Regions from separate parts of the Homo sapiens genome. Here region 1 is linked to region 2. A link is a loop called in an ENCODE intact Hi-C map of the cell type or tissue named here. Cell type or tissue: chondrocyte. All regions are shown on one strand. Links, peaks and the distances in the headings refer to the core of each region. The heading gives the core; the rest is flanking DNA. Region 1 overlaps SAP30-DT (SAP30 divergent transcript). Region 2 overlaps GALNTL6 (polypeptide N-acetylgalactosaminyltransferase like 6).

The links. A loop is a pair of places that touch in the nucleus more often than their neighbours do. Peaks named below come from ENCODE experiments on the same cell type or tissue, not always from the same donor. Only the 100,000 strongest peaks of a DNase experiment are listed, where the experiment ranks them.
Region 1: it touches region 2 in a loop (4-fold over the local background); 3 of 110 quality-filtered maps call a loop at or near these places.

The regions. Positions count from the first base shown.
Region 1 is chr4:173,353,966-173,369,524 of GRCh38, reverse strand. It overlaps SAP30-DT (SAP30 divergent transcript), which reads left to right. Exons shown (of 4, transcript NR_183973.1): 2 at 1-91. Among named protein-coding and RNA genes, the nearest start is that of SAP30-DT, 9.0 kb to the left of the region's middle. RefSeq lists an enhancer at 1,816-1,885. In chondrocyte, for the core only: CTCF peaks have their summits at 8,517 and 8,719 (motif pointing right); no DNase peak of the experiment used is centred there.
Region 2 is chr4:173,004,738-173,020,296 of GRCh38, reverse strand. GALNTL6 (polypeptide N-acetylgalactosaminyltransferase like 6) reads right to left here. Exons shown (of 13, transcript NM_001034845.3): 11 at 11,003-11,119. Among named protein-coding and RNA genes, the nearest start is that of GALNT7, 160 kb to the left of the region's middle. In chondrocyte, for the core only: a CTCF peak has its summit at 6,658 (motif pointing left); no DNase peak of the experiment used is centred there.

The DNA.
Region 1 (15,559 bases), core at 4,139-12,138, 350 kb before region 2:
AGCCTCCCGAGTAGCTGGGATTACAGACGCGCGCCACCCCACCCAGATGATCTTTTTAAATGCAAAATGCCATCGACGCAGAAAATCAAAGGTATCCATTGTATCTGTGCGTTTGAGTTCTAGGATATGACAAAGAAAAACAATTTAAATATTACGTAAATTCAGTAGGAAAAAGAAAGATGATGACTGATAAGTACATTGTGTACCTCCTTAAGCTGTGCTGTCCAGTAGGCTGTCCTCTAGCCATATGTGGCTACTCAGCACTTGAAATGTGGTTGAGACGGAAAAACTGAATCGTTAATTGAATTTGAATTAAACAAAAACCAAAAACCTGATGCTCGATTCAATTGTTGGAATACTTTTAAGTGTGTTTGCAACAACTCAGATATATGAATCTGTTTTTCCAACTTAAATTTTATGAACTCTAACTTTAGCATATGAATTGAGATGTGCTGTAAGTATATATCAGCTGGACTTTTTTTTTATTTCTGGACTTACTACAAGAAATTTTCAAAAAGAATATTGAAGTGCACATTAAAAATTTTTATATATGTTTAAATGTTTTGGATGTAATGGGTTAAACAAAATATTACAATAAATTGTACCTGTTGCATTAGATAACACTGGCTTAAAGTATTACAACACAGTAGGGCGTGGTGGCTCACGCCTGTAATCCCAGCACTTTGGGAGGCCGAGGAGGGTGGATCATCTGAAGTCAGGAGTTCGAGACCAGCCTGGCCAACATGGTGAAACTCCGTCTCTATTAAAAATACAAAAATTAGGCAGGCATGGTGACACAAGCCTGGGGTTCCAGCTACTTGGGAGGCTGAGGGAGGAGAATTGCTTGAACCCAGGAGGCAGAGGTTGCAGTGACCTGAGATTGCACCACTGCACTCCAGCCTGAGCAACAGAGCGAGACCCTGTCTCAAAAAAAAAAAAAAATTACAACACAGAATAATTATATATTTATGGATACATGTTATATATTTATGGATACATTTTCTTAAGTGGTAAAAATGAGAATATATGGATGGGATGATACATCCCAACTTCAGGGTGATGCTCATCTCCAACGAAGGAGGCCAAGGAATTTGTATATGGTGTCAGAGTAAACATAAAATATAAAGAGATGAATTTCTAAATTTAATGGTTTTTTGGGGAAGCAAGAATTGCAGTTCAGGACATACACACAGACTGAGTGGTCTTTAGTATGTCAGAAGAACAAAGAGAAGGTCGAGAGTTTTATTAGAAAGAGAAATGTTGCTACTGTTTTGAAAGAAGGTTCATTGGCACTATAGTAAAGTTTTGGGAAGCTGGCAAGCTCTGATTGGTGAGTGAGAGTGGTAGATAAAACCAGTCTTAGTCATAGGAGATTGTTTCAGCAACTACTCGGTAAAACTGGTCTTAGAGTTACTGCAGGCCGTTTCAGCAGCTGGGTTGTAAAAAACTTAATTCTTAATGCTAGAGCTGTGTGCCCTGATTGCTTTCTCCCCTGGTCCCTCGATTCTGATTTAGTTGGGTATGACAAGAATGATCCAGATTGTATGATCAATTTTCACACTGGGAATGGCTTAAAGATGGTTTCTTCTGAATTTTAAAGTTTTTATTTATTAAAAATATCTGAAACATGACAGTGGGATGTTGAATTTTCATATTTTTCTTTGTACATTTATGTGTTTTTAAAATAGTTCATGAAATTCATATTGTTTGGTTCTTGTGCTTAAAAAAGCTTATATCTTCTGCAAAATGTGACCAAATCATGTAAATTCAGTAGGAAAAAGAAAGATGCTTACTGATAAGTACTTTGTGAATCTCCTTAAGCTGTGCATGTATGTATATGTATAGTTATCAGTTTCATATGAAGCTTACTCAAGTAAAGAACTGTAGCTATGGCTCCTTTACACACAATACAATGGTTGTAAAAAGATCCTATTAAACAGTCACTTGTTGCATGCTAGAATCTTTTTCTAGGCCCTGGAGGCACAAAAATAATTGAGAGGGTCCTAGCTATTTGGGAGCTTCTTGTCTAGTAGGGCAGACAGGTAGCTTAACAAGCACATAATACAAACCTCAATAACAATAGAGAGAAAGTACAGGCATAGCACATAGGAGGAAATGATTCATTTCTGGCAAGTTGAAAAGATTGCTGGAGTAGGGGACATGTTAATTCTCACTGCCAGATTTAAAGTGTATCTTGAGTGAATCTATTTGTTTAGATACATTTTTACAACCATGTTTTGTTACTTATTTCTACAAATCTTCATATTTAGGGCAGGTATAAGAACTCTTTGATTTGAGTGTAACTCACAGTCAAGGTTGGAATCAGGTTTTAGGGGGGCTTCAAGATTATATAATCTGAAAGGTCTTTTTAAAGAAGTATGTAAAATTATGAATGCAAAATTAAAATTAGGTACAGGACTTCATAAGGGTCTATCCAAGTGAGGGACTCTGAAGTTTGAATCCTTTAGCTTCACAGTAAATCTACCTCAGAGTAGACTAGGTAAAAAATATAGATCTATGAAACCTTAATTATAGGGGGGTTGTTCATATCAACAAAAATGCTCTTTGCTTTCTAAAATGGTTCAAAATATGATTCTTAAAAAAGTATGTATCCGTGCCTGTCTTCCCTATAGGCTTTTAACATGATTGCATTTTTCTGGCTTTACTTTAAAATAAGCAACTAAATAATTTTATTTAATTTACAAAAACATATAAATTGGCCAATAATCCCAACATGACCACAGTAGAAAATTCAAATAATACAAAAAGGTTCATATGAAAAACAAAAGCCTGTTTTACCTCATCTCCTCAAATCCCTGTCCCTTGAAGCAACCAGTGTTAACAGATTATTGTTTCCTTCTAGAAAAAAGTATGCATTTACTAGTATATACATCTCTATATGTGAATAATTCTATATTTTACAGCAAAAGTTCATTCCGTTTTACACCACCTTTCCTTTATCTAGTTTTAAACTCAGCCATCATACAGAAAATTGTATAAAGCATGAATGTCCAGTTTAAGCAGTGCTGTGGTTTCAGTGTTTGTGTGTGTCCCCTCCCAAATTCATTGTGAAACTCAATCCCCAATGCAACAGTACTAAGAGGTGGGGCTTTTAGGAGGTGGTGAGGCCACCCTCATGAATGTGATTAGCGCCTTATGAAAGGGATAGAGGGGGCGAGTTTACCCCTTCCATCTCTTCCACCATGTGAGGATGCAGCAAGAGGCACCATCTTGGAAGCACAGAGCAGCCTCCACCAGACACCAAGATCAAATCTTGATCTTGAACTTCTCAGCCTCCAGAACCTTGAGAAAATAAATTTCTGGTTTTTATAAATTACTGAGTCTCAACTATTTTGTTATGGCGGCACAAATGAACGGAGACAAGCAGTTATGGTAAAATGCACATCCGTATAACTGCTACCCAGGTCAGGAAAGAGAACATTGCTGAAAGGGCCAGCTTCAGGGACTTGCAGTGGCACAGGACCCCAAGCTCAGAAGCCAACATGCTCCACTCTCCTCCTCCTTCCTGCTTGACATTTAATGCCCTGCAATCACCATCATGTAATTCTCAATAATTTTATCTTTGAATTTGTGTTTTATCAGTGAAGTATCAATGGGACAATGCATTGATTCAGGCAACATGGGCCTCCTGCCACCTCCCTTCCTCCCCAGAATGAGTTCTGGCTGCTCACTCTCTCCACTCCACCCCACCCCACCCTCTGCTCTGGCAGAGGCTGAGCAGGAGGTACGGTGCAGGAAGTGTCTGGCTGAGGTGCAGGATCCTCCCCATTTCCTCTGAACCAGGAGTCAGGCCCCTAGCTCCTTTGGGTCAGTTTTCCACCTGTGCCCAAGGGAGTGCCACATTAAATAGCAAATAAGAAAACACCATGTGAGGAGAAAGAGAGGGAGGGAGAGAAAAAAGATGTTTGTTCTGGACACCACAAATTATGTAGATGGCCCTGATTGACAACATGCCAGAAAGCCATCACCTGCCACTTCTTCATCATAAATCCCATCTCCCAGCTAGCAGGAGTAGCTATCTTGACTTTTATGGTATTTGTTACCTCGTTTTTCATTACAGTTTTGCCACATAGTTCTTCAACTTTTTTTTTCAGTTTTGCTGTTTTTGAACTTTATATAAGTGGACTCATATACTTTATATTCTGTTTTCTTTGGGTTCATTTACTCTGTTTTTCAAAGGTCTACTTTTATGTAGTTTAATTCTTTCTCTTCATTATGGTATGAATAAACTACAATATATCCATTCTATTGTTGATAGACATATGGATTGTTTCCCGTTTAGGGCTATTAAAAGAATGTTGCCATGAACATTCTTATTCTTGTACATGTATCCTGATACATACGTGACTGCAGGTCAGTAAGATATATATGTTGTTAAGTTGGAGTGAGAACTTCCAGCTCCTTGCTTACATATGTAAACAGAATTGCTGAGTTTTAAGGTAGGCGTAGATTCAACTTTACTAGATATTTCCAAACTTTTACACTTCCTTAAGCAATATATGAGAGTTCTGTATCTTTGCCTACCATTTGATATTGTACTTTCTAAAAAAGATCAAGTAGGTATGTATGGTATCTAATTGTGATTTTAATTTGAACATTCTTAGTTACTAATGAGATTATATATTAATTGGTCTTTTGGATTTCTCGTTTGGAAGTTCCTAGTTAGGTCTTTTGCCTATTTTTCTATTGGGATTGTGTCTTTTTCTGTTGATTTGTAGTAGTTATTCATGTTTTCTGAATAACAGCCTTTTCACAATTTTACATATTGCACACATCTTTGCCTACTTCATAATTTGCCTTTTGACTCTGCAGTGGCAACTTTTGTTTAAAGTCTTTTAATGAGGAAAAAATATATCTATCTTTTCTTTTCTGACTGATGATTTTTGTGACTTAAGTAAGTTCCTTATCCCCAAATCATGAAGATATTTTTCTACATTATCTTCTAACAGCTTCATTGTATTGCCTTTCTCATTTAAGATTATGATTGATTTTTGTGCACAGTGGTTGAGGTACAATTTTATTTTGTATATGCTACCCATTTGACCAAGTACCATTCACTGGAAAATCTATCCATATTCCATTCTTTTACAGTGTCACCTTTGTCATAAATCAAGTTGTATGTATGTAGGTCTGTTTCTGAAGCCTAGTCTTTCCATTGTACTTTGCCAATTCCACAGTCTTAATTATAAAAGTCGTTCAGAAAAATTTTGATAACCTAGAAGTATAGATCTTCTACCTTATTTTTTTTTCGTCAAAACACAGACTTGGTTATTCTTGACCCTTTGTATTTCCTTATACATTTTAGAATCAGCTTAAGTTCCAGAAAAAAGAAAAACCAACCAAATGAACAATAAGACAACAACAACAACAACAAAAAAGGCCTTTTGGGATTTTGGATGATATTGCATCAAATCCATACATTAACCTGAGAGACGAGCGACTTCTTCAACATTGAGCCTTCCAATCATGATTTTCAATTCATTTAGGTCTTCTGTAATGTTTCTTAATATAATTGTATTTGTTGCTATGCAGAAGTTTCACTGATCTTTTATTATATCTCTATATATATTTGATATTTCTGACACTATTGTAAATAGTATCTTTTTAATATTTCATTTTCCTTTTTTGTTGCTTAAATATATATAAAATAAGCTAATTTTCCAAACTAATTTTTATATCCAGCAACCCTGCTAAAATTTCTTATCCAATAAAAATATAAATGTATTTGTGTTTGGGTTTCAATGCATTCAATCATACCATTTTCAAATCGTTGAGTTTTCCTTCATTTTTTATTCCCTTTTTTCTTGTGCTACTACAGGTTCAGGACTCTAGAACAACATTATAAAAGAGGTGTTAGCAGGCAAAAATGTCTCATTTCCAGTTTCAAAAGAAAGGCTTTTCATGTTTCGCTATTATGTATCATGTCTGATACAGATTTTTTTGTTTTTCATCTAAATTTTTATACCATTTATATGTTCATAACAACCTCATGTTTTTAAGGTGTGCAAGATCTGACCCAGTGTCCCTATCTTCATCATCAATTATTAGTGCCTTCTCTCTTTTGTTAATCAGTCTCACCAGTGTTCTATCAATTTTATTAGGCTTTTCAGAGGACCTGAATTTTGTACATAGTTTTTATTGTATTTTTTTCTATTTCAATTATTCTATTTTCTTTATTATTTCTTTCTACTTTCTATTTTGCTGTTCTTTTACTAACTTCTTTACAAATATGTACATTAAAAGCTACAGATTTCTCCATCAATATTGTTTTAACTGCATCACACAAGTCTTGATATGTATTATTACCATTGAATTTAAAACATCATCTAATTTTCCTATCATTTTTTTGATGCATAGATTTAGAAGTATGTTTCTTTTTTTTTCTTTTTTCTTTTTTTTTTTTTTGAAATAGAGTCTCACTCTGTTGCCCAGGCAAGAGTGCAGTGGCTCTATCACTACTCATGACAGCGTCAACCTCCCCAGGCTCAGGTGATTCTCCCACCTCAGCCTCCCAAATAGCTGGGACTACAAGTGCAGACTACCATGCTCAGCTAATTTGTTTTTTGTGTGTTTTTTATAGAGACAAGGTTTCTCCATGTTGCTCGGGCTGGTCTCCAACTCCTGGACCCAAGCCATCTGCCAGCCTCCCAAAGTGTTGGCATTACAGGTGTGAACCATGGCACCCAGCCTAGAAGTAGGTTTCTTATTTCCAAACATATGCAAATAATGTGATTATCCTTTTCTTATTGATTTCGAACACATATAAATTGTCACTTTAGAACTCTGTATGATTTAAATCCTTTAAAATTTATTGAGGGTTTCTTTTAACTTATCTTCCAGTCACTCATTATCTCTTTAGGTGTCCCTAACCTGCTCTAAAATTCACCCGTAGTCTTTGTACTTTTAGTTATTACATTTTTTAGTTTTATAATTCCTATCTGGTTCTTTTTAAAACCTTGAATGTCACTTTTTTATGATTTCTAGTTCCTGGACAAAATTTATATGCTTGACTTTTTCTTTCATGAACATAGTAAGCATAGTAGTTTTTAGACTTTGTTATTAAGTCTGTTTCTTTTGTCTATTGTTTCTCCTGGTGGCTGTCTCATGCTTACTCTTCCTGCATCCATTAATTTTGATTGTTTGCAGTTCATTTAATTGGAAAAACTGATTTAATATAAACAATTTGAAGCACTGGATGATGTAATGTTCCTATAGAGAGGCGCTTCTTTTCCTTCCATTGGGTGCTAAAGGGTGCCAGTAGTCCTGAATCAATGCTTGAGGATTTCTGAGCCAACCAGATCATTCTAGTCCCTCTCCCCACTTTTGGCCTAGGCTTCCCAGGGTTCTATCCCAGAGTAGGAGGTGTTTCACTAGGGTTACCACCATCAAGGTATACTGGATTCCAACCCTACATCAAAGTGACTGCCACACGCTCAGCTCTTCCTCTTACTTCCTATTTTAAGTCACTTGGTTATAACTAGTACAGTATATAGTAAAATAACATCTGCATTCTGATACTATTCATAGTCTTAACATTTTGCTCAGCATATCTCTGTGGCTTTTACCTTGATTTTGTTCTCATGAGAGAGTGAGGCATAAAAAAGATGGAGATGTAGTTCCCAGGTAATGCTGGAACTTGCTCTGGGTACAAAATTATTTGTGACTGACTAGCAAAATAGAATGTTAGTAATTTTTAAAAAGAAACTGAACGTAGATTAAAATCTCCAGAACTAAAATGAGAATTATTATAGCATTCTCTCACCCATAATCCACCTAGATTGGAATACGTTCTCAAACACTTCTGTACAGTGTTCCAGTTACTTGGGTTCAGGAGAAACATTTTGACTAACAATCTTCTTTTTAGTATACCAGAATAAAACGTTGAAAGCACCTCACTGAGGTGCTTTCATTTTAATTAAAGAAAAAAATCTACACTATATGCTGCAAATGACTTTATATAAAAACTGCTTTGGGATATTACCTTCTATAGTTATAGCCTTGGTGTCATTGCAGATGGGAACATCTACATAACTGACTCTAAGTGGGCTACTGACAACTATAACATTCTTCTTCATTATCTGAAGCCAATAATCAGAGTACTTCCCTAGAATTTCTTCATATTTTTTGAAAACATGGAACAGAAATGAATTATATTAGCATTCTAAAAGAATATGAGGTCTGCTTAGTTTTGAAAGTTTTCATTTCTTCTCCTGAAATCTATCCAGAGCAACCAAGAAAATGAAAATAAATTCATAGAAACTGAACTTTCAGCAAATAGCTAAGAAAACTCCAAAACTCCAAAATTAAATGTGAATGCTGCAATAGGCAACTGAGGACAGCAAGCCCACATAGGAAATCAAGACAATATGGGAAAGTACTGGAAGTGGGGAAGGAGTTTAGTGGTGGCTGTACCCTAAAAACAAGGCTGCGACTGAATAGGCTCCAAACATTGGGAAGGGAGAGAGAGAAGGACAGAAGCTGCCCAATCAGAGATTGCAGACCTTAGAAAGCACCAGTAAAATAACTTCTAAAAGCAGTATCATCATCTTAGAAGGCAATATCTGTGTCCCTGCAGCCTGTGAATAAATCAGGAAGCCCAGGACTGTGTGTAGAAGCTCTTTGGAACCAGGTTCAGTTCTGAGAGGCAGAGTAGGTGTTCACAGAGTTTAAGAAAAGAGTCGTCTTCTATAGCAACAGAAGAGGGAGCCCTCGAGAGATGAATTTTATAATGCTATCCTAATCTTTCTTTTCACCTCCTGTTAGTAGTCCAGGAAAATTTCACTAATTTAAATTCAAAGATTATGAAAGTCATATGCAGAACATCTATTCAAAATTATAATAAAAAAACTGTGAAACGGAGTAGCACGATTTTCCTGCAGAAGATGAAAATTTACCAGAAAATGGTTGTCATAAAACAAATGAAATTTATAACTCAACATTCCAACGTGAATTTGAAAAACTTAAGGAAGCAATCACAGGTATGAAGTAAAATCATGAAAAGTAATATATTTGACTCAGCAGGGAGTCAGACAATAGGTTATTAATACCTACTTTTATAGGAATATATTCAGAGAATTGATTATTTTGGTATTTTAGAAGTGCGTAGCAAAGAATTAACCTTACCCAAAAAGAAGTCTGGCCTTTGTCCTTGTATCCTAGGAGGTGATCTCTAGGAAGAGTGGCTTTGTTTACCTGGGAGCCTTTAGCTACACTGGATGGTGTAAGAATGTGATTTATGATGTGGTCTTTGGGCCATGAGATAGCCAGTCTACCTCCAGAGGGGCTGCAGACTAAAATTTCCTGGACTCTGCTCTATGCACCAATTCCCTTGGAATCAGCATCCTTTTTTCCCCCTTTTACACACACACACACACACACACACACACACACGCACACACAAATTTTAAAAAGATGGAGTCCATGTTGCCCAGGCTGGTCTTGAACTGCTGGCCTCAAGTGATCCTCCTGCCTTGGCCTCCCAAAGTGCTGGAATTACAGATGTGAGCCACTGTGTCCAGCCAGTATGCTTTTGTTGTAATAAACCATAACTGTGAATATAATAGTTATCAGTGAGTTCTCTCGGTCCTTCAAGTAAATTACCAGACTTAAGGGTAGTCCTGGTGTGTCCAGAATTTATTCCTTCTGGTGGGTTCTTGGTCTCACTGACTTCAAGAATGAAGCTGCAGACCCTCGTGGTGAGTGTTACAGTTCTTAAAGATGGTGTGTCCGGAGTTTGTTCCTTCAGATGTTCAGATGTGTCCAGAGTTTCTTCCTTCCGGTGGGCTTGTGGTCTCGCTGACTTAAGGAGTGAAGCCACAGACCTTTGCAGTGAGTGTTACAGCTCTTAAAGGTGGTACGTCCAGAGTTGTTCGTTCCTCCTGGTGGGTTCGTGGTCTCACTGACTTCAGGAATGAAGCCACAGACACTCGCAGTGAGTGTTACAGCTCATAAAGGTGGTGTGGACCCAAAGAGTGAGCAGCAGCAAGATTTATTGTCAAGAGCGAAAGAACAAAGCTTCCATGGAAGGGGACCTAAGCAGGTTGCCGCTGCTGGCTCAGGTGGCCAGCTTTTATTCCCTTATGTGGCCCTGCCCACGTCCCGCTGATTGGTGCGTTTTTACAGAGTGCTGATTGGTGCACTTACAAAACCTTTAGCTAAACACAGACGTTGATTGGTGTGTTTTTTACAAAGTGCTGATTGGTGCGTTTACAAACCTTTAGCTAGACACAGAGCGCTGATTTGTGCATTTACAACCCTTTAGCTAGGCAGAAAAGTTCTCCAAGTCCCCACCTGACCCAGAAGCCCAGACAGATTCACCTCTCACTGGGAACCCTGAACTCTTAAGTTGGGGTCAGAAGTGAAGGTGATCTCTTGTGGATTGCTCCCCTAACTTTGAAGGAAACTTTTGAAGTTTTGCTACAAAATATGTAATCAGATTTTATAAGTATTGCTTGTTTATAAGGTATATTTTGGGTTTGTACACAACAGACCCCATTGAGTAGATATGTGGACTACTATTTGTGTGTTTCTGATAATTTTTCTTGTAAAACCAATAATCCTTGCTACATTTATTTTAATGCCATGTTATCTTTAATATGGAAGATACATTTGATCCATGAAAAGACCTGTTTTCCCTGTGTGTGGTTTTTTTTAAGAATGAATGTGTATTAAAGACATTGTTCTAATAAGTAAAAAGACAAAATAATTATGTCCATTTTTGCCATTGGTACCTAAAATTTACAATTTAGTCTGACTAAAAGAAATGTCACCCTTATGCTCTGCAACAGTGACTTTAGGATATAGATGTAATGAGAAATTAATTTTCTTTAATTATTTTTCTCTTCCTATCTTATGTTTAGTCACTTCAGCCACTCTCGATGTCTTCTCTTCCATTAAACCCCACTGCCCTTCCTTCCCATCTGCCTGGTGAAACTTACCCCAGTTCAATCCAATCTTAGTTGACTGCCCCCTCCTCCAGTGCTTCATGCAGGTCCTTCTCCCCATCCCTAGCTAGTTTTGAATCCTCAATACTTTCTCTGACCTCCCATTCCACCAACCATCCCCTCATTTTCACCAAAGACCAACCTGCTATTAAACAAAGAAAATTGAAGCTAACAGTCCGCAATTCCTTGGTGGCCTCATGCCTACCAACAAAATGGTCTGCATTCTCACAGATCTTTGCCTCTTCAGTGGAAGAGGGAGGAATCCTTTTATTTGTTTTCTGGATTTCATTACCTCTCATCTCTCTAGGTTTTTTGTTCCATTAATTATTCTCCCATTCTCCTATATTTTCAGTCTCTTCCTGCAAGCTACACATTGCTCAAGTTTCTCCCATATTAAAACAAACCCCGTGTGTAAGCCATTACCCTCCCTTAACTCTAAGAGGCACTCTAGATATTTACATAAGCCCTTGGATTCCCTTAATAGTCAAGCTGCTTAGAAGGCTAATCTATACCTATTTTCACTTGTTTACCTTGAATTACTTCCCACGCTTAAGACTCTTCTTCCATCCTCTCCCTTCCTGCATTGCTTACCATCATCTACAGGATAAAGTCTGAGCCCTTTATAAATTGGCCTTGTACTAGCTCTATAGTCTCTAGCCTCTTTGCTACCACTCCTCACCTTGCATTTTACTTATACATCACTGAGCCATCCAGATCACACAACACTCTTTAAAGTATCTCTGCTTTTGCACATGCTCTTTCCTCCTTCCGCAATCATGTTTTTCACTTACACCATACACACTCTATTTGTCCTTCAAACCCTAATCTGGGATCACCTTTTCTTCTGAAAGCACCCTCTTAGAAATTTGAGGGAAACATATAAATAGTACTAGCACTCCTCATCTGAGTTTCGAACCAATTTTTATGTAAGACCAAAGAGTATGGCAGGTGGAGAACCATCTCATTTCCTTTATTGCTAATAAAGCTGATGCTGGGGAATGCAGCTCCCCTCTTTATGCAATAATAATGAACCTTGAAAATAGGCAGACTACCACTAAATCATAGGGAGAGCTGGAAAGCCACAGGCCACCTCTCTTTTGTGCTGTGGCACAAAAGTAAGCAGAACATGTGCAGTATGGGAGGGCAGGCTAACTCCCCAAGGAGAGAGGAGGAGACTGGAAGAGGAATGCCAGTTTTCTTTCCAAATTCACCAATCAATAATCCTACTTCTTTAGGGCAGGAGTGGGTAGGGAAACTGAGTAAGACAAAGAAGAATTTCCCCACCTCTACTTGCCATTCTGAAGATTTTCTTCTATAAGCCCACTATGCTTAAATACTAAGCCTAGAGTCCTCCCAGAATGTGGTTATCCTCTTTGGGAGCTCAGCAGTTGACCAAGATAATTTTGCTCCCACTTTCAGAAGTCAGCTCCTTCCTCAATCCTAATCTCCACTCTTTTGTGAACAAAGTATATGGTGTAGCTCTGTTCCCCGGAAGGCTCTGAAATGGATCAAAACAAGACATTACTTGGATCAATTTCAAGGACACTTGATGCTCAAGGCTGAAAATTATTCTATTTCCTACTTCAAGTTATATCTAGTCATGTTGTACACCATAGTAAGCAGAGAGTCTTTAATGACTTCAAATTAAAACATAAAGATATTCTGAGAATAAAATGTATAAAATCATTTCAATGACAAAATACTAACAATACACAGATCTATCACATTTAAATACAAACCACCTCCCATTGTCAAATTCCTAAGGAAAAATTAAAGTGCAACAGTTAAATCCCCTGCAATCAAGCCCCGATCTTTTAAGAGGCAGCTCCCCTAACTGCCCTTACAAAATCAATCTATGCCCTGAGAAACTCTCAGTGGTTTCCCAGATCCTGATTCCTTTTGAGGAGCTGTTCTAATCTGCCCCTTGAAATCTTGTCTCTCTTCTTCTGTTAGATTTATTTGGGCCTCAATCATTTTTCTGATGTAATAACCGTAAAGACATTTTCCCATGTTCTAGTGCGTTCTTTGAGGACATTTAGACACAGGTGCATCTCCATTTCTCTTTTATATGTGTCCATCTTGGACTTTAAGATCTTATTTCCATTTCACATCTTTCTTGTCTTTCCTTCCAAAAGCTCTCTTCCCAAAAGGTAGATGTTCTCTTAAGAAAACCTTTTTCTTCCTCAAGTGCAACCAGCCTGCCAACCTTTATTTTGTTTTTATTCTGTTATTCCTGTTCTGAAAAAAAGACTGAAGCACACTTTTCAAGCCACCCTAGCTTCTATATTATTTCTTTTTTATTTTATCTTATTTTTTTAGAGACGTGGTCTTTTTTTTTTTTTTTTTTTGAGATGGACTCTCGCTCTGTCACCCAGGCTGGAGTGCACTGGCGCGATCTCAGCTCACTGCATCTCTGCCTCCCGGGTTCAAGCAATTCTCCTGCCTCAGCCTCCCGAGTAGCTGGGACTACAGGCGCTCACCACCACGCCTGGCTAATTTTTGTATTTTTAGTAGAGATGGGGTTTCACCATATTGGCCAGGCTGGTCTTGAACTCATGACCTTGTGATCTGCCCACCTCAGCCTCCCAAAGTGTTAGGATTACAGGCGTGAGCCACTGTGCCCAGCCTAGAGACAAGGTCTTGCTCTGTCACCTAAGCTGGAGTACAGTGGTGATAATAGCTCACTGTAGCCTTGAACTCCTGGGCTCAAGCAATCCTCTCTCTTCAGCTTCCTGAGTAGCTGAGACTACAGGTGTGCACCAACACACCTGGCTAATACATACATATATATATATATATATATATATATATATATATTTTTTTTTTTTTTTTTTTTTTTTTGGGGGGGTCAGGGGGAAATGGGGTCTTGCTGTGACCGGGGTATGGCATCCTTGATTTCTTGAACACACTTGATTCCTAAAGCCAATTTTCAGAGCACAATATTTTAAATTGCTTTAAATTTAAATTGCAGTAATTTCATCAAGCTGTTTCTCTATTCCAACCCCAAAAGAGGGTGTAGCCTTTATAATAAGAATTCCCATTATTTGATAATAAAAATACATTACCCTTCTATGAATGAAGCTACTATTTGAGTATAACATGACAGATAAAGCCATGGTCAGAACATATGAGATTAACAAATTAAAATCAACCTGATAGGGAGTGACCCTCAAGAGCTTGTGAGCAATCCACATGAATCCAAGAGGTTTGTACAGTACTTACATAGTTTCCTCCTTTGGTCCTATAGGTAGACAAAAACAGTATACAAATGGATAGGATTTGGCTTATCCACACTGTCCAACTAGGCCTAGCAGTAACAATTTAAAGCTAAAATATTAGTGCTTTGTAACATACATGAAACTTGGGTATAGGATGAGTCTTGCCCTGTAGACCTAGTTGAAAAATGTAGTATAAGCAGCAAATAATTGATCTGCCTCTCATGTCTCTTTTGCCTATGATCGTATCTTTTTAAAATTAGGGCTCGCACATGCTACAGAAATCTGTTGGTTTTGTAGGGGCTCCACACGAGTGAGCTAAGGTGCTGCTGTCTGCTCTCTGAGGATTGTGTCTGCTAAGGTCCTCCTTGCCTTCTATTTACTAAGGTCTCTGACGTCTTTGTAGGTTTGTGGAGCCTAGTCTGATCTATGAAGCAGGGGTTTTGCTTACTTAGGCCAGTCAGTAAGGCCCATCTGTATTTTCCAGCATTTTTTTTTTTTAGACAAGGTCTCGCTCTGTTGCCCAGGCTAGAGTGCAGTGGCATGACCACAGCTCGCTGCAGCCTCCTAGGCTCAAATGATTCTCCCACCTCAGCCTCCCAAGTAATTGGGACTACAGGAGCAAACCACCATACCTGGCTAATTTTTTAAAAAAATGTTTTATAGTGATGGAGTCTTACTGTGTTGCCAGGCTGGTCTCAAACTCCTGGGCTCAAGTTATCCTCCCACCTCAGCCTCCCAAAGTGCTGGGACTACAGGTGTGTGCCACTACGCCCAGCCTCATCTGCTTTTTAGAGGCTGTTTGCTGAGATTCATGCATGTTTGCTTAGGGCTAGCAGGGCCCTTTAAAAACAGCTATTTGTCTATTATTATAAATTTTAGTAGTCCACCAAAGTGAATGAATTCATAAGACCTAAGATTTAAAGACACTCACAGACAGCACAGCACAGCAGCAAACTGTGTAACTGTAAAAAATCTGTCAGGTTGCAGAATAGAAGCCTCAAAGACCAAGGTCAAGAATTCACATGGTTTGTGCTCACAAAAGCACCATAAAAATTTAAAGCTACTTATACAGCTGACTCTAAAAGTCTCAGTCCCTCTGTGTGTTTGATCTCCCATCCACCTCCTTTTTGTTGTCTTATTTCTTGATGATTTTGGCTAATGCACCAGATGTTATGACCATACAGAAGCTCATTAAATAATATGAAGCAATTGAGAAATAAGACCAAAGACATCACATATAGAGAATAAACATCCCCTCTATTACTGATGAAATAAATAATAGAGAATTGACTTATTCAGCAGGCAAGTGAACTTCCTAATACTAAACCCCAGGATTAGAGAAATTAATCTTTCAACCAAAGGCCATACTCACACTGA
Region 2 (15,559 bases), core at 3,065-11,064:
AAAATGTGACTTATGCACTAAGTTGGCTTTACAATGTATTAACAAGCAAACAAGCCACACACCTGTAGGGGAAGAGCATTTGCTTGAGTTATTTGAACTGTACAACAAATAAGGGTATTTGAAAGGTACAGTAGGAGAAATCCTTAAGTGTGAAAATGGACTAGATGAGCCCTGTGATTGCTCCCAATTCTAAAATCCCAGGAAGGTTATGTAATTCTTACAATAGGACTTACGGCAGGCTGGCTGTGTGAAGCCAAACTGTGAATTGCAAAATAAAAAAGAGCTGTCAGGGAAACCCTGTGGATATAAAAGAAAGCACAATGCTGAGCTGTATGCAGATAATACACTATGCACTGACCAGGCCCTCAGTATATTTCAGCTGTTAGGTTCCACCTAGGAAAGGAAATGTAGAGAACCTGGCAAAATTCCAGGGATGGCTAACAAAGATAGTTAAGTGGTGAGGAATCTGAAGACAAATACAAAGAACTGGGTTAAGTGGTCTCAAGAAATGACCTAAACGAGCATGTGAACAGCGACCTTCTCAATCATGGCCACTGCGTACTCTGTTACCCTGGAAGACAGGATAAAAGAGAAGATTTCATATAGAAGAACAAGGGGTTTTTAGAATAGACATTTGAAATAAATTCATGAAGATGAATTGTGTAGTCTTTTTTCCTAGAGTTTTTAAAGTATAATTGTGGACTGAGACATTTTTAGATTCATTTAAATCCTGCAGAGAAGAATGGCTTCTCAAGGAAATGTCTATTCAGATTTTGATCACTCTCTTCTATTCAGAACTCACTGCTCTCTTGGATTTTGAAGCACTGTGCACCTCTGTTGTCCTATAACTGTCTCACCACCCTCTCTTTCATGCATCTCTCCACTGCAGGTGTTGCTCAGGGTTCTCTCTTGGACCCTGTCCTTGCACCTCCCCTGGTTGGTCTTTTACACTCTCATTTCAACTCTCACCAGTATGCCGGTCACTCATCATCCATCTTATGTCCAGTTCCTTGCAGAATTTCCCAGCTGCATGTCCCATGGACATCTCAGATCCAGCATGTTCTAAATGCAATTGATTTTCTTCTCTTCTGCCTTGTTCCTGCCCCTCTATTTTGGTTTAATTGGTGGTCATGTCATGCACTTTATCAACCTTGGAGTCTTTAACTCCTTTGTCTCCCTTACCATCCTCATCTAATCAATGACCAAGTCTTACCATTTTTGTTTTATAAACATTTCTGGAATTTGTTCATTCCCTTCTATGCCCACAACCATTGCTCTCAATAGCTCTTGCAATGATCTCCAAACTGGCTTTTTTGGTTACCACACATCTGCCTTCCTCAGCCTCCAAGGAAGTCTGTTGGAAAGGCCTGTGTGGCCTTGTTCCCTCTCAATCTAAAATCTCACAACCTTTTCACATAACCCCTAGAGAATAAAGTTCAAACTCTTTGACCTCTTAGGAACGCTCCACAATCTGGCCTTTGCTGTTCTTTCCACCTACATTCCTTTCCTTCAAGTTTATGTTCCAGCAATGCTAAAACCTCTGTAGTTCTCACACAAACCAGGCTGTGTATTTCCTTCTGTGCCGTGTTCACGTAAATCCCTCTGGTTGGAAAACAGACATTCACTAGCCAACCTAGGTAATGCTCATCTGTCATGTAAGATTCAGTTCAAGTGTCCACTCATCCAGGAAGCCATCCTCTTTGAACTGCTTACTCCTTTCCATCCCTTACCTATTTCATCATGATTGTCCACTTATGTTTCTCTATCCCTCCCTAGACAGTGAGATCCTTAGTTGCAGGGCTTGGAGCATTTTTACCTTTGTGTTTCCAGCACCCAGAACAATTTATGACACACAATAGATCCTCAATTAAATTTCTATTGAATAAATAAAACCCACAATTATCTGTTATTATATGTTAACTATCAAAATTAATGAATCTCTTTTTAGTCTCTCAAATGAGTTTGTGCTGTTTAATTACAACAATAGCAAATGATAATGCTTATATTTTGAATTTTCAACTTTGATGACTCTGGATTCAGTTACCTATCATTGGAATAGAAATTAATAGAAATTTCCTGGCGAATAAACCTGCCATTGGCTTTGATTAAATCTTTATTTTATTTAAATAGCACATTTCCCTTGTACTATAGGCAGTCCAACCAATGCAGGAACAAGTGGTCTTGATTGATTTATTTCCCTCTCTGTCTCCATCTCTCTGTCTTTGGTTTTTATACACTCAGAAGGCCAGAGCTTAAAGGGAATGTAATCACTACCTAGTACAGTCCCTCATGAGTCAGTTAGGGAAAATCAGGCCTGCAGAAAATGAGTGTCTTGCTTCTGTCACACCTCAAAAGTCCTCCCTTCTTTGGTAGATGGCCTTTTCATACATTTTACTAAATGCATCAGTTAAGTCCAAAAGAATACCTGTGTTACAGCAAACACTGGCAAATCTGTCTGTTGGGCAACTTTATTCACCTATTGTCACAATTATATCTGAGGGCATCCTTAGGTGACCTCTGTTTCTTGTTTCTGCGTATTGTAGTGCCATGATCATGCTTACATTTGTAGCCTGATGGTTAGCTTGTCATTTTCACAGTGTTTTATGTATTATTATTATTACCTGTTGATTACTTTCCTGCATCCAAGGTGATACATCTTCAGATTATATCAATTACTTTATTCTTCTACACCTACGATTAGCTCATTTTTTTCTCTCTTAGGTCTTTGAAATACTTCTTATTGCCATTTATCTTATCTCAGTGGCCATGTCAAACCAATCAGGCATTGAGTCTTTTCATTGGCACATTTTCCTGTCTGCAAGCTTGTCAAAGCAGAAACAGACATTATGAAATTATATTCATTGAATTATATTCATTGTTTGCTTTGGGTAATGTCATTGTGACATTTATAGTTTGTCTTCACCCTTGGCCTGCTCTTATTGACAGAAGAATGTAGATTTTCTTCAGGTTTCCTGTACAATAACCCTTGATTTCTTTTCAACCTTAAATTCCTCAGTGTTAAAGTAAGTTGATGTTAATTTCTCTGCTTTCTTCTTTTGAATGATCCTTTAAAACATAGATTTACAATGTATATTAGTCCATTCTCATGCTGCTAATAAAGACATACCCAAGACTGGGTAATTTATAAAAGAAAGAGGTTTAATTGACTCACAGCTCAGCATGGCTGGGGAGGCCTCAGGAAACTTACAATCATGGTAGAAGATAAAGCAAACACATCCTCCTTCACATGGTGACAGCAAGGAGCAGTGCCAAGCAAAAGGGGGAAAAGCCCCTTATAAAGCCATCAGATCTCATGAGAACTCACTCACTGTCATGAGAACAACATGAGGGTAACCACCCCCATGATCAAATTACCTCCCACTGGGTCCCTCCCACAACATGTGGGGATTATGGGAACTACAATTCAAGATGAGATTTGGGTGGAGACACAGCCAAACCATATCATTCTGCCCCTGGCCCCTTCCAAATCTCATGTCCTCACATTTCAAAACACAATCATGCCCTTCCAATAGTCCCCCAAAGTCTTAACTCATTCCAACATTAACTCAAAAGTCTAAGTCCAAAGTCTCATCTGAGACAAGGCAAGTACCCTCCGCCTATGAGCCTGTAAAATCAAATGCAAGTTGGTTATTCCTAGATACAATGTGGGTACAGGCATTGGGTAAACACAGCCATTCCATATGGGAGAAATTGGCCAAAACATAGGGACTAAAGGCCCCATGCAAGTCCAAAATCCAGTGGGGCAGTCATTAAACCTTAAAGTTCCAAAATGATCTCCTTTGACTCCATGTCTCACATCCAGGTTATGCTGATGCAAGAAGTGGGCTTCCATGGCCTTGGACAGCTCTGCCCCTGTGGCTTTACAGGTTTCAGCCCCCTCCCAGCTGCTTTCGCAGGCTGGCATTGAGTGCCTGTGGCTTTTTCAGGTGCATGGTGCAAGCTGTCAGTGGGTCTACCATACTGGGGTCTGGAGGATGGTGGCCCTCTTCTCCCAGATCCACTAGGTAGTGCCCCAGTGGGGACTCTGTGTAGGGGCTCCAACCCCACATTTCCCTTCTGCACTACCCTAGCAGAGGTTCTCCAAGAGGATCCCACCACTATAGCACACCTCTGCCCGGACAGCCAGGCATTTCCATACATCCTCTGAAATCTAGGTGGAGGTTCCCCAAGCTTAATTATTGACTTCTGTGCACCTGCAGGCCCAACACTACATGGAAGGTGCTAAGGCTTGGGGCTTGCACCCTCTGAATCAATGGCCTGAGCTGTACCTTGGCACCTTTTAGCCATGCTGGAGCTGAAGCAGCTGGGACACGGCACCGTGTCCTGAGGCCACACAGAGCAGGGGGCCCTGGGCCTGGCCCAAGAAACCATTTTTGACTCCTAGACCTCTGGGTCTGTGATGGGAGGGGCTGCTGTGAAGGTCTGTGATTTGCTCTGGAGACATATTCCCTATTGTCTTGGTGATTAACATTTGGCTGCTCATTAATTATGCAAATTTCTGTAGCAGGCTGGAATTTATCTCCAGAAATTTTTTTTTCTATCTCATCGTTAGGCTGCAAATTTTCCAAATTTTGTGCTCTGCTTCCTCCTGAATGCTTTGCTACTTAGAGATTTCTTCTGCCACATACCCTAAATCATCACTCTCAAGTTCAAAGTTCCACAGATCTCTAGGGCAGGGGCAAAATGCCACCAGTCTCTTTGCATAACAAGAGTGACTTTTACTCCAGTTCCCAACAAGTTCTTCATCTCCATCTGAGACCACCTCAGCCTGGACTTCATTGTCCTTATCATTATCAGCATTTTGGTCAAAGTAATTTAACAAGTCTCTAGGAAGTTCCAAACTTTCCTGCATTTTCCTGTCTTCTGAGCCCTCCAAATCTCTAGCAAGTTCCAAACTTTCTCACATTTTCCTTTCTTCTTCTGAGCCCTCCAAACTGTTCCAACCTCTGTCTGTTACCCAGTTCCACAGTTGCTGCCACATTTTCAGGTATCCTTATAGCAGCACCCTACCCTACCAGTATCAATTTACTGTATTAGTCTGTTCTCATGCTGCTAATAAAGACATACCTGAGACTGAGTAAATTATAAATGAGAGATGTTTAATTCATTCACATTTCAGCATGGCTGGGAAGGCCTCAGGAAACTTACAATCATGGCAGAAGAGGAAGCAAACACATCCATCGTCACATGGCGGCAGCAAGGAGCAGTGCCAAACAAAAGGGGGAAAAGCGCCTTATAGAACCATCAGATCTTATGAGAACTCAGTCACTATCAGGAAAACAGCATGAAGGTAACTGCCCTCATGATTAAATTACCTCCCACTGGGTCCCTCCCATGACACATGGGGATTATGCGAACTACAATTCAAGATGAGATTTGGGGACACAGCCAAACCATATCACAATGTTAACTCTTATTTCTTTGCTTTAATATTAATGTGATATGTGTCATGTTGCCTGGGTCCGTTTGTATTATATGAATAAGGTCACTGGATTTGGTACTGCCAATACACTTATCTCTTGCTCTTGCTACCTGACTTGAGACAGCAGAAAATATTTTTCTCTGTCTGGATTGTGATGTTTTATTTCATTGTTATGAGGTTTGCAGAAACCTGAGATACAGCATGTTTCTCCTTGCAGTTTGCACCCATCAGTTCGCTCTGTCTTGATAATGAGACTCTTTTTTCCCAAAGAGAGAAAAAAGAAAGGAAAAAAATCTGTCCCCTGGATGCACACATTTGCTTGCTTCTGTCTTTGTGAACCTTCCCCTAGGCCCTGGAGAGGGAGCCAGTGTTTGCTTCCTCGGGAGGACGAAAGCTGGGCTGCAACACTTGCTCCCCAGCATGACATCAGAGCCTGCTGCTGGGCCTGCAGAGTGGGAACAGCCAAACTAGACCAAGGGGGTTCCTCCCCGCCACTCCTCTCCCTTGGACTCAATGGGAGCTGGGGAATGTTCTTTCCAGACCTTATAGTCTTATTAGGATCTATTTTTGTTTTTCTTTCTTGATCCCTAAAGGAAGCATAATGCTACCATGATATCAAACAGCTATGCAGATTGCCCTGGCAAAATGAATCATACATTTGCTTCCTTCACAGAAACCACGTTAGTCACCACCAGTGTTCTGCAGCAGAAGGCATTTTCTTATACAGGTCCTTCAATGGACTCTTTTTTATTTCCCATGTAACAATTTTGTTTTTTCCTTTTTTTAATTTTTGCCACTTTTTTTTTTGGAAAAAAACGGATTATTTCAACTCTAATAAGTCTCCTTTTGTGTTTTTTGAATGTTTTTGAATTAAAAAGAAAATCCATAATTGTCATGTTCCGATATGCCTTCCTCATGCAGGAATTTTAATCTAAATGTAGAAGAGTGCTTCCTAATTCTTGTAAGTCACTGAGTGATATATTGAATAAAGCTTACAGTTAATTACTGGTGAATGAAACAGCTTGTAATGTTTTAACCTCCAAGTCAATATATGGCAATATTTCAAACATGATGCATTTTCCACCACTTATCAACCTTATTTAATCCTACTGTAGCTTCATTTTTAGGATCTCTAGAGACAGGAAATCTTTTTAAAGAGCTGTATTAACTGGTCTTTCTGTTCTGCCTATGTAGTTTTCTGCTTGTCTAGTGCTGCCCTCTGGTGACCATTTCTTGAATTACGGGCCATAGATTTTTGCATTTTAGCCTGGGGGTGGGAGGTGGGGAGTTGGGGGACGTGGGGGGTGCGGGGAGTGAACCAGCAATTTTTAAAGTGTATGCAATATCGTTGCCTTTGTTTATATCCATGTTCCGCTGTCAAATAAAATCTGCAGGCCAGAGAAGATTTCATTCTAGAGCATTACTGGATAGAAATACTAAGCCCAGTTCAGACATTAAGGCCTGCTTTATATTCACCAGCTGGCCATGTGTGTTTCTTAGTTGGGTTGAATAGAGATGGTAGAGAGGAATTTAGCCCAAGAAATGAAGCTTTTCCTTATGGTTTCCTCCTTTTTCTTTTTAAAAAAGTTCTTTTCCACTCTAGATGCCAGCCTTACCGATAGCTTCTAAAGCCTTCTCTCTTGCTCCCAGGCTGAAGTCAGAATTGCTTGTTGGAGTTAACAGTCCAACACCATTCCTCAGGTCCCCAGTAACATCCCCATGGAGCTTATAGAAACAGACAGAGGAAGGAGGAGGCAAATAACTTTTCACTGATATTTGATTCCTATCAATAAATCTGGGAGTCACAGAGCCTTCTATAAACCCCTCTGGATATATGTATATAATCAGCCACCACGCCTGGCTGATTTTTGTATTTTTAGTAGAGACGGGGTTTCAAAATGTTAGCCAGGCTGGTCTCGAACTCCTGACCTCAAGTGAGCCACCCGCCTCAGCCTCCCAAAGTGCTGGGATTATAGGCGCGAGTCACCGTGCCCAGCCATGCAGGGCGCATTTGAGTGAATAATAACTAGTATTTGCTGACTATGCTGGGAACAGATAAATGAAGCCAAAGTCCCAGCTGCCTTGGACCTGAGAGAGGTTTCTAATTTGGTATTAGCATAAAGGGATTTGTGAGTGTTTGAGAGAAGGAAGGCAGGAGGGAGAGGATATTACTCTGCACCTGCTGCATGTGCAAGATGCTGCCCCAAGATTTATTCTCCTAACCACCCTGTCCAAGATGGAAGAACTATGGCCTAGAAAGATTTCACAACTTCACAAGGCCACATGGTTTAAACTAAAATCCAGGTTGGCCTGGCTACAAGGCCCACAGTCCTCCTAGAATACCATGAGGCTGTGGGGAGAGGGTTCAAAGATTGGATCAGTGGTTAGGGGAGAGGCACTGTTGATGGACTGAACATCTCTGGATTGTATTGTGGACTTGTTCTGTGGCTGTTTTCCTCGCATCATGATGCTCTGCATTGTAATGCGTGGTAGAGGGCAGGGAGGGGCAGTGAGGTGGGGCGAGGGAGGTGAATCTCAACACATCTGGACAACTCTTTAACATCCTGCGCTGGGCATGGTGGACCTTTTCTAGTTTAATGTACAAGATGGGCACCAGAGGAATCTGGCTATAGGAGGCAGTAACGCCTTACTGGGAACTGCTTGCTTGCTTTTTTGCTTTTCATAAGAGATGAGTGTGATGAGTACATAAATATCTGCTATGATATTTTCTATAGCTTTCTATTGAAATATTTCTTAATTTAAAATTAAAACAGTGAAAAGGGTTAGGTGAGCTTGGTGGTATGCACCTGTGGTCTGAGCTACTCAGGCTGCTGAGGCAAGAGGATCGCTTGAGCCCAGGAGTTTGAGGCTGCAGTGAGCTTTGATCACATCACTGCACTCCAGCCTGGGTGACAGAGCAAGACCCCATCTCTAAAATACAAGAAACGAAAACGCTAAAAGAGAGCAAAGGCAATTTTGCCCACTATCTTTTCCCTTTCACAGGTGACACAGTATCAGGGAAGCTGCTTGCAAGGACTTTCAAATTTCTAAGAGGGTTAGAAATCACATCTCACTTAAACTGAGTTGCAATGAAATGTTTTTCAATTAAAAGCAATTAAGTCTTACACAGAACAGAATAGAGAACCCAAAAACAAATCCACACACCTACAGTCAACTCATTTTTGACAAAGGTACCAAGAACGTACACTGGGGAAAAGACAGTCTCTTTAATAAATGGTGCTGGGAAAACTGGATATCCACATGCAGAAGCCTGTAATCCCAGCTACTCTGGAGAGTAGATTGACCCCATCTCTTGTCATGTACAAAAATCAAATTAAAATGGATTAAAGACTTAAATCTAAGACCTCAAACTATACAACTACTACAAGAAAACATTGAGGAAACTCTCCAGGACATTGGTCTGGGCAAAATGTCTTGAGTAATACCCCCCAAGCACAGGCAGCCAAAGCAAAAATAGACAAATTGGATCACATCAAACTAAAAAGCTTCTGCACGGCAAAGGAAACAATCAACACAGTGAAGAGACAACCCACAGAATGGGAGAAAATATTTGCAAAATACCCATCTGACAAGGGATTAATAACTGTAATAGATAAGGAGCTCAAACAACTCTATGTAAAAAACCTAATAATTTGATTAAAAATTGGCAGAAGATTTTAATAGATATTTCTCAAAAGAAGACATACAAATGGCAAACTGGCATATGAAAAGATGCCCAAGATTATCGATCATCAAAGAAATGCAGATCAAAACTACAATGAGTTATCATCTCACCCCAGTTGAAATGGCTTTTATCCAAAAGATAGGCAATAACAAATGCTGTTGAGGATACGGAGAAATGGGAAAACTTTTACATTGTTGGCAGGAATGTAACTTAGTACAGGTACTATGGAGAACAGTTTGGAGGTTCCTCAAAAAACTAAAAATTGGCTGGGCGTGGTGGCTTATGCCTGTAATCCCAGCACTTTGGGAGGCCAAGGTGGGCAGATCATGAGGTCAGGAGATCGAGACCATTCTGGCCAACATGGTGAACCCCTGTCTCTACTAAAAAAAAAAAAAAAAATACAAAAATTAGCTGGGCATGGTGGTGTGTGCCTGTAATCCCAGCTTCTCGGGAGGCTGAGGAAGGAGAATCGTTTGAACCAGGGAGTCGGAGGTTGTAGTGAGCCGAGATTGCGCCACTGCACTCCAGCCTGGTGACAGAGCGAGACTCCGTTTAAAAACAAAACAAAACAAAACAAAAAAAACAACAAAAAAAACACACTAAAAATTGAGCTATCATGTGATCCAGCAATACCACTGCTGGGTGTATACCCAAAAGAAAGGAAATCAGTATATCGAGGAGACACCTGCACTCCCATGTTTGATGCAGCACTGTTCACAATGGCCAAAATTTGGAGGCAACCTAAGTGTCCATCAATAGATGAATGAATAAAGAAAATGTGGTACCTATGCATAATGGAGTACTATTCAGCCATAAAGAAGAACGAGATCCTGTCATTTGCAACAACATGGATGGAACTGGAGGTCATTATGTTAAGTGAAATAAGCCAGGTATGGAAAGACAAACATTGCATATTTTCACTTATTTGTGGGATCTAAAAATCAAAACAATTGAACCCATGGAGATGATAGTAGAAGGATGGTTACCAGAGGCTGGCAAGGGTAGTGGGAGGGTGTGAGGTGGGGAGTGGGAGGTGGGGATGCTAAATGGGTACAAAAAATAGAAAGAATGAAAAAGACCTAGTATTTGATAGCACAACACGGTGACTATAGTCAATAATAAGTTAATTGTACATTTCAAAATAAGTAAAATAATATAATTGGATTGTTTGTAACACAAAGGATAAATGCTTGAGGGGATGGACACCATTTTACATGATGTGATTGTTATGCATTGCATGACTGTATCAAAACATTTCATGTACCCCATATATACACCTACTATGTGCCCCCAAAAATAGAAAAAAGCAAACAAAACAAAAATCAATAAAAGCAATACATAGCCTTAAAGTATTTCCTGAAGTCCATGTTGGGGTGCTGTTGCTTACATCCTTCACATGTAAGATTAAAAACTACTACAACAACAGGAGGCCCATGTAAAGTGATCTGTTCATGGTCAGGGGAAAAGCAAGTTTAAGATGACATCACAAACACAGAACAGCAGAGTCATTAAAACCATGAAATTTAGTTGGAAGTGTTCCAAAGCACTCTACAGGCTTCCTCTGTTAAACTACCATTCTGGGAAAAGAAGTAAGACTAGGGTCGCAATCCACATTTCTCCCATCCTTTCTCATATTTAGAGGATAATTGTGTACATTATCTGAACTGATCATCACAACTGCTCTGAGAAGAAACATAAACAGAGACATTAAGTGATTCACTGAACTGCAGAGCTGGTTGGTGATACAGCGGCCTCACTCCAGGTCCCACAAGTACCATCTGCACCATTCGGAGATTTGTTCCAGCTGCATCCCTCTGTGTCTGCATCAGCCCCCGACTGGTTCCCACTGCCCTGGCTTCTGGGAGGTGACTCACCTGTTCATGAGACCATGTTCTTTCAGAACCATCCTTGACACAGATGTCCAGCCTCAGCTCTGTTCCGGTGGCTCCATGCTTGCTGTCCACACAGAGATTTGCTGCCACATTTCGGATCTGTGGAAAGAAGAAAGAATTTTGAGTGTGGGGCTATGTCGTATTTTATCATTGGCTCCTAACAACCATGGTGTAGATTAAGTAAGACATAGATTATCTTTTTGGTTACATGCATATTGAATGAGACCTTGAATTTGTATGCAATTTATGGAGAAAAATCAAGGAATTAAATGTAACATTGAAGCCATCTTCACAGGCTTAACAAGAATTCTGGAAAGAAATATAGTTATAATTCAATATTAATCAGTCTGTACTTTGACCCACTTCCTTGTAACTGAAAGTCTGTAGCACTAGACACTGACTATTTGCATCTCCATTGTTCCTATACATAGGATTTCTGATGTTAGAATCATAAGGTTTTTGCTTAAGAATTGCTTAAGCAGATATTGAATTCCAGTGGAACAGCTGACTGCAGCCAGTTTAAAGACCCTCACAGAGGAAATGGATCAACATGAGAATATTGTTTCTTCATCTCCCTGTCCCATGACCTTATGCTGCTCTCTGTGACCAATCAATGATTTCCTAACTTCAGCCTACTCCAAAACCCTTAAAAATCCTAGCCCCAAACTCCTTGGGGAGACAGATTTGAGGTTTCCTCCCGTCTCCTCATTTAGCGGCCCTATAATTAAACTCTTTCTCTGCTGCAACCTCATATCTTGGTGTATTGACTTGCTGTACACATCAGGCAACAGGCCTATTATGGTTAAAACATGGTCTACTCGACATGCTAAAGAACATGGGATGGTTAAACAGCCAAACTGCAGCTGGTTGGGGCAAAGAATGTGTTGATAATGCAACATAGGCAGTAGCCTAGAGTTTATGACTTCAGTAAAATGGGAGACTTTTCTTTTCAGATAGTGCTTAATTTGGAATTTATTATCTTCCTGCTTCAAAGCACCTTCTACCACTATCATGCTAGCGGGAGAGAGATCCAATATGAGGCGGATGTTGCAGTTATAGGATGTGATGGAGGCGAGTGAACCACTTAGCCCTGCATGGTTCTGTGCGGAACATGGTGACCTTTGGCTTCAGTTTGGCTACAATGGTCTTGGTCTACACCTATTGTCATAGTTTAGCATTGCTTTTGGATGATAAATTAAATGTCACTCTAGAGTATTAGCAAAATAGGAAAGACAGTGTTATTGCTGAAATACTGTAATGGATAAAGATTCTCTACATAAAGCCTGACCTTTGAAAATTTGCAGAGTGGAAAAAAGGATAATTCTTTACAATTATGTTAGCACTGATATAAGGAACTCAATACTTAGAGGTGGGAAAAGAGTGGTGATAAAAAGTGTCAAAAGCTGAAACAGCAACAGAAGTAGAGTCTGGGCAGAGACATGTCCTTTTGTCATATCTTGTTTTTTTTTTTGAGACCAAGTTTCACTCTGTCACCCAGGCTGGAGTGCAGTGGCGCAATCTCGGCTCACTGCAACCTCCACCTCCCAGGTTCAAGCAATTATCCTACCTCAGCCTCCTGAATAGCTGGGATTACAGGCGTGTGCCACCACGCCAAGCTAATTTTGGTATTTTTATAGAGATGGGGTTTCACCATGTTGGCCAGGCTGGTCTTGAACTCCCGACCTCACTTGATCCACCTGCCTCGGCCTCCCAAAGTGTTGGGATTACAGGTGTGAGCCACCACGCCTGGCCCTTCCATCATATCTTCCTGCTTGAAGGTTTCGCCAATCTTCCTGATAGTGTCAGAAGCACAGCCTGTAGCAGAGATGGATATTCTTGATAGTTTGCTATTTAGGTGTGTATGCTTACAGAAAGTCAATGATCTTAATCCTTTTTAAGCCCTTATATAGTCCTGGATTATGATAATACCTTCAGGTCCTTATAAGAATGGAAACAAAACCAGGATGGGCCCAACTGATGATTTAACCAAGGTTCTTTTGCCTGGATGAGTAGATAAGGAAAGGAGTCTCTGCAACAGAAGAATACCCACCTGGGCCTGTTCCTGCTGGGGTGGGCAATGAGGCAGAGAGGAGGTTTTTATGAAATATACGGAGTATCATGAAAGGAATAAATAATGCTGGGACAGAATGGTGGTGGTGGAAAGAGTAGTTCATATTTCATTTATTCTAGGAGTAGAGGTTGGGGATGCCAGTCAGGAGGGAATCAATGTGGTGGGTACTAATCTCCTTATTCAATAGGGACTTAGGCAACAGGTTGGCTTCATCTGCTACTGCTGGGGCTCTGCTTTCAGGATCTCTGTCCCTGATGACAAGGTAATGTGAAATAATGCAGAGTACAGGGGAACAGTTCTTAACCTGGTTTTGCCTACAGATTTCTCTGAGAATCCAAGGAAAGTGGTGGACATTTTTGAAACAAACAAACAAAACTATAAGTGGATATGTCCAAGCACTTTCAAGTTGGTTTTCCTGGAACCCATCGACTCCAGATTTGAACCCTGAATTAGGGAAAATGCCTGCCCTGACCCCTTGGGAACTAGTTGCATTCCTTCTCTCAGTGTAGGAGATCTAGAAAGACAGGGAATGAACTTGGCTGGTTGTCAGAAGGCACCTGATTTGCTCTCATTTCTTTTACCTTTACTACACCTTCCTTGAAATAAGTACCAGGGAGGAACTTCTCTCTAGAATTTGTGAAGCCAAGCTTAAAATACACGTTTTGTAAAATCAATTTCCTGATGTGTGATGGAGTTTCTCTAGTGAAATAGAAACACCCAGAAGGTCAAAGGTAGATTTTGCTATTGCTGTCTTGAGCCTGGCACACTCTGTAAATCTCCTATTTGATCTCCTTATCTGAGTGCAGCGTGTTGGTTTTCTAAAGCTGTCTATAACCTGAAAGCTACCTGACAGAACTCTGAGCAGGCCTTTCTTTTCATTCTTGGGCCATTTAACTCACAGACACACTCTTCTTAGAGAACCAGTATCAGTTTATACTGAAGACAACTTCAAGGCACTATTTTTCTCTCTACTTGAGTCCAGGAGCTCTGAACACATTTGGGAAGAAAAAGCAGCTGCTTGCAGGTTCATGGCCAGTGGGTCCCAGGGGAGAAGCTTACTCTCCTATGTCGGCTGGCATTTGAACTCACATGTGGAGCAGCTCTGCTCCTGGAAAAGGAGGATGTGGGGGAGAAAAAAACATACCCAAGCCAGGAACACTGAGTGACAAGTCTGCCAAATCTGCCTGTGGATATGCACCAAAGCCTATTGGAGTGCCTTGTTTTGTTTTTAAATGTTATGAGCTCAAAAGGCCTCTGGCAGGGATGGAGGATACCATTTTCTAGACTCTTGAATTTTCTAAATTCTCACTCAAGTGGCATCTGTGTAGACAATGGGATAAACTGCTTTGGAAGCCAAATTTCAGGTTTCAAAGGCATAATTGTCTACATCTGTGTAAATTCCAGCAAAAAGTTGTGCCAGAGAGGAAATGCTGTGAGTTCACTATAGGATAAGGTAGGCAGCTGGATATGAGATTAATATCCAGCTCTTCCTCAAGATTAGTATCCAGCCATTCCCACTTGCTTCTCTTCTTACCTGTCCACCTGCTTCTCTCCAGCACATGTTCAGATTCTCTCATTTTGCTCACAAACTCAACTCCATTAAAATAAACAAGTGGATACAATTCTAATAGAACTGATTCTAATACTTGTTTATTCACGCTAATAATATATTTTTTTTAAATGTAGACAAGAACACTTATGATGATTCATATTTTTTCAACATGGGCTCTGTACCTCTGGCTGAAGGTGAAGCAGTTCACACACATACACATGGGCCCAAACTTAGGACACGGGATATTAAATATGTCTATGGCAGAATCAATCATTTTCAGGCCTTATTCCTTTGATGCCCAGTTTCAGGGCTTGACAGCATTGCAATTGTGTCACGGAATCCTGAGAGACACTTAACAGGATTAGAAAATGAGGCAGTGCTTGGCTAGGAATGGGTGGGAAGGAGAAAAATGAGGAAAAGGAGAATCATAATTTGTGACAGGAATTACCGAGATAATCTCCTTTTGGGCAAGGATCAAGAAAAGGTCTGGCAGAGAGTAAAGGAGTTCTTTAGGTCTGCAAGGGAAGTCAGGCTTAGCTTAATACCGGCCCCCCAGCTCCCAACACAGGAGGTTTTTATCAGAGAGGTACAAGAGAAGGGGAATGTGGCATAAATGTCAAGGAGCCTAGTAGATGTGGGGTAGGGGATTCAACTGGCTGTTAGAGAGGGACTAGCCTTAGCTTAACAAATGAGCCAGCATGGTCTGCTAATTCCTCCTGGTAGCCTTAGGTCTTTTAAGTAAGAAGTGGTGGGTTCATTCCTCATTCAACATTTACTAGGTACCTGCTATGTCGTAGGCACTCTGCTGGAAACCAGGTATACAGCAAAAAATTAAAAAAGAACCAGTCCTATCCTTTGTGCACCTGATGGTCTAGTGAGGACATCAGAGAGGACCTGAATGGAAGAAAGGCTTGAG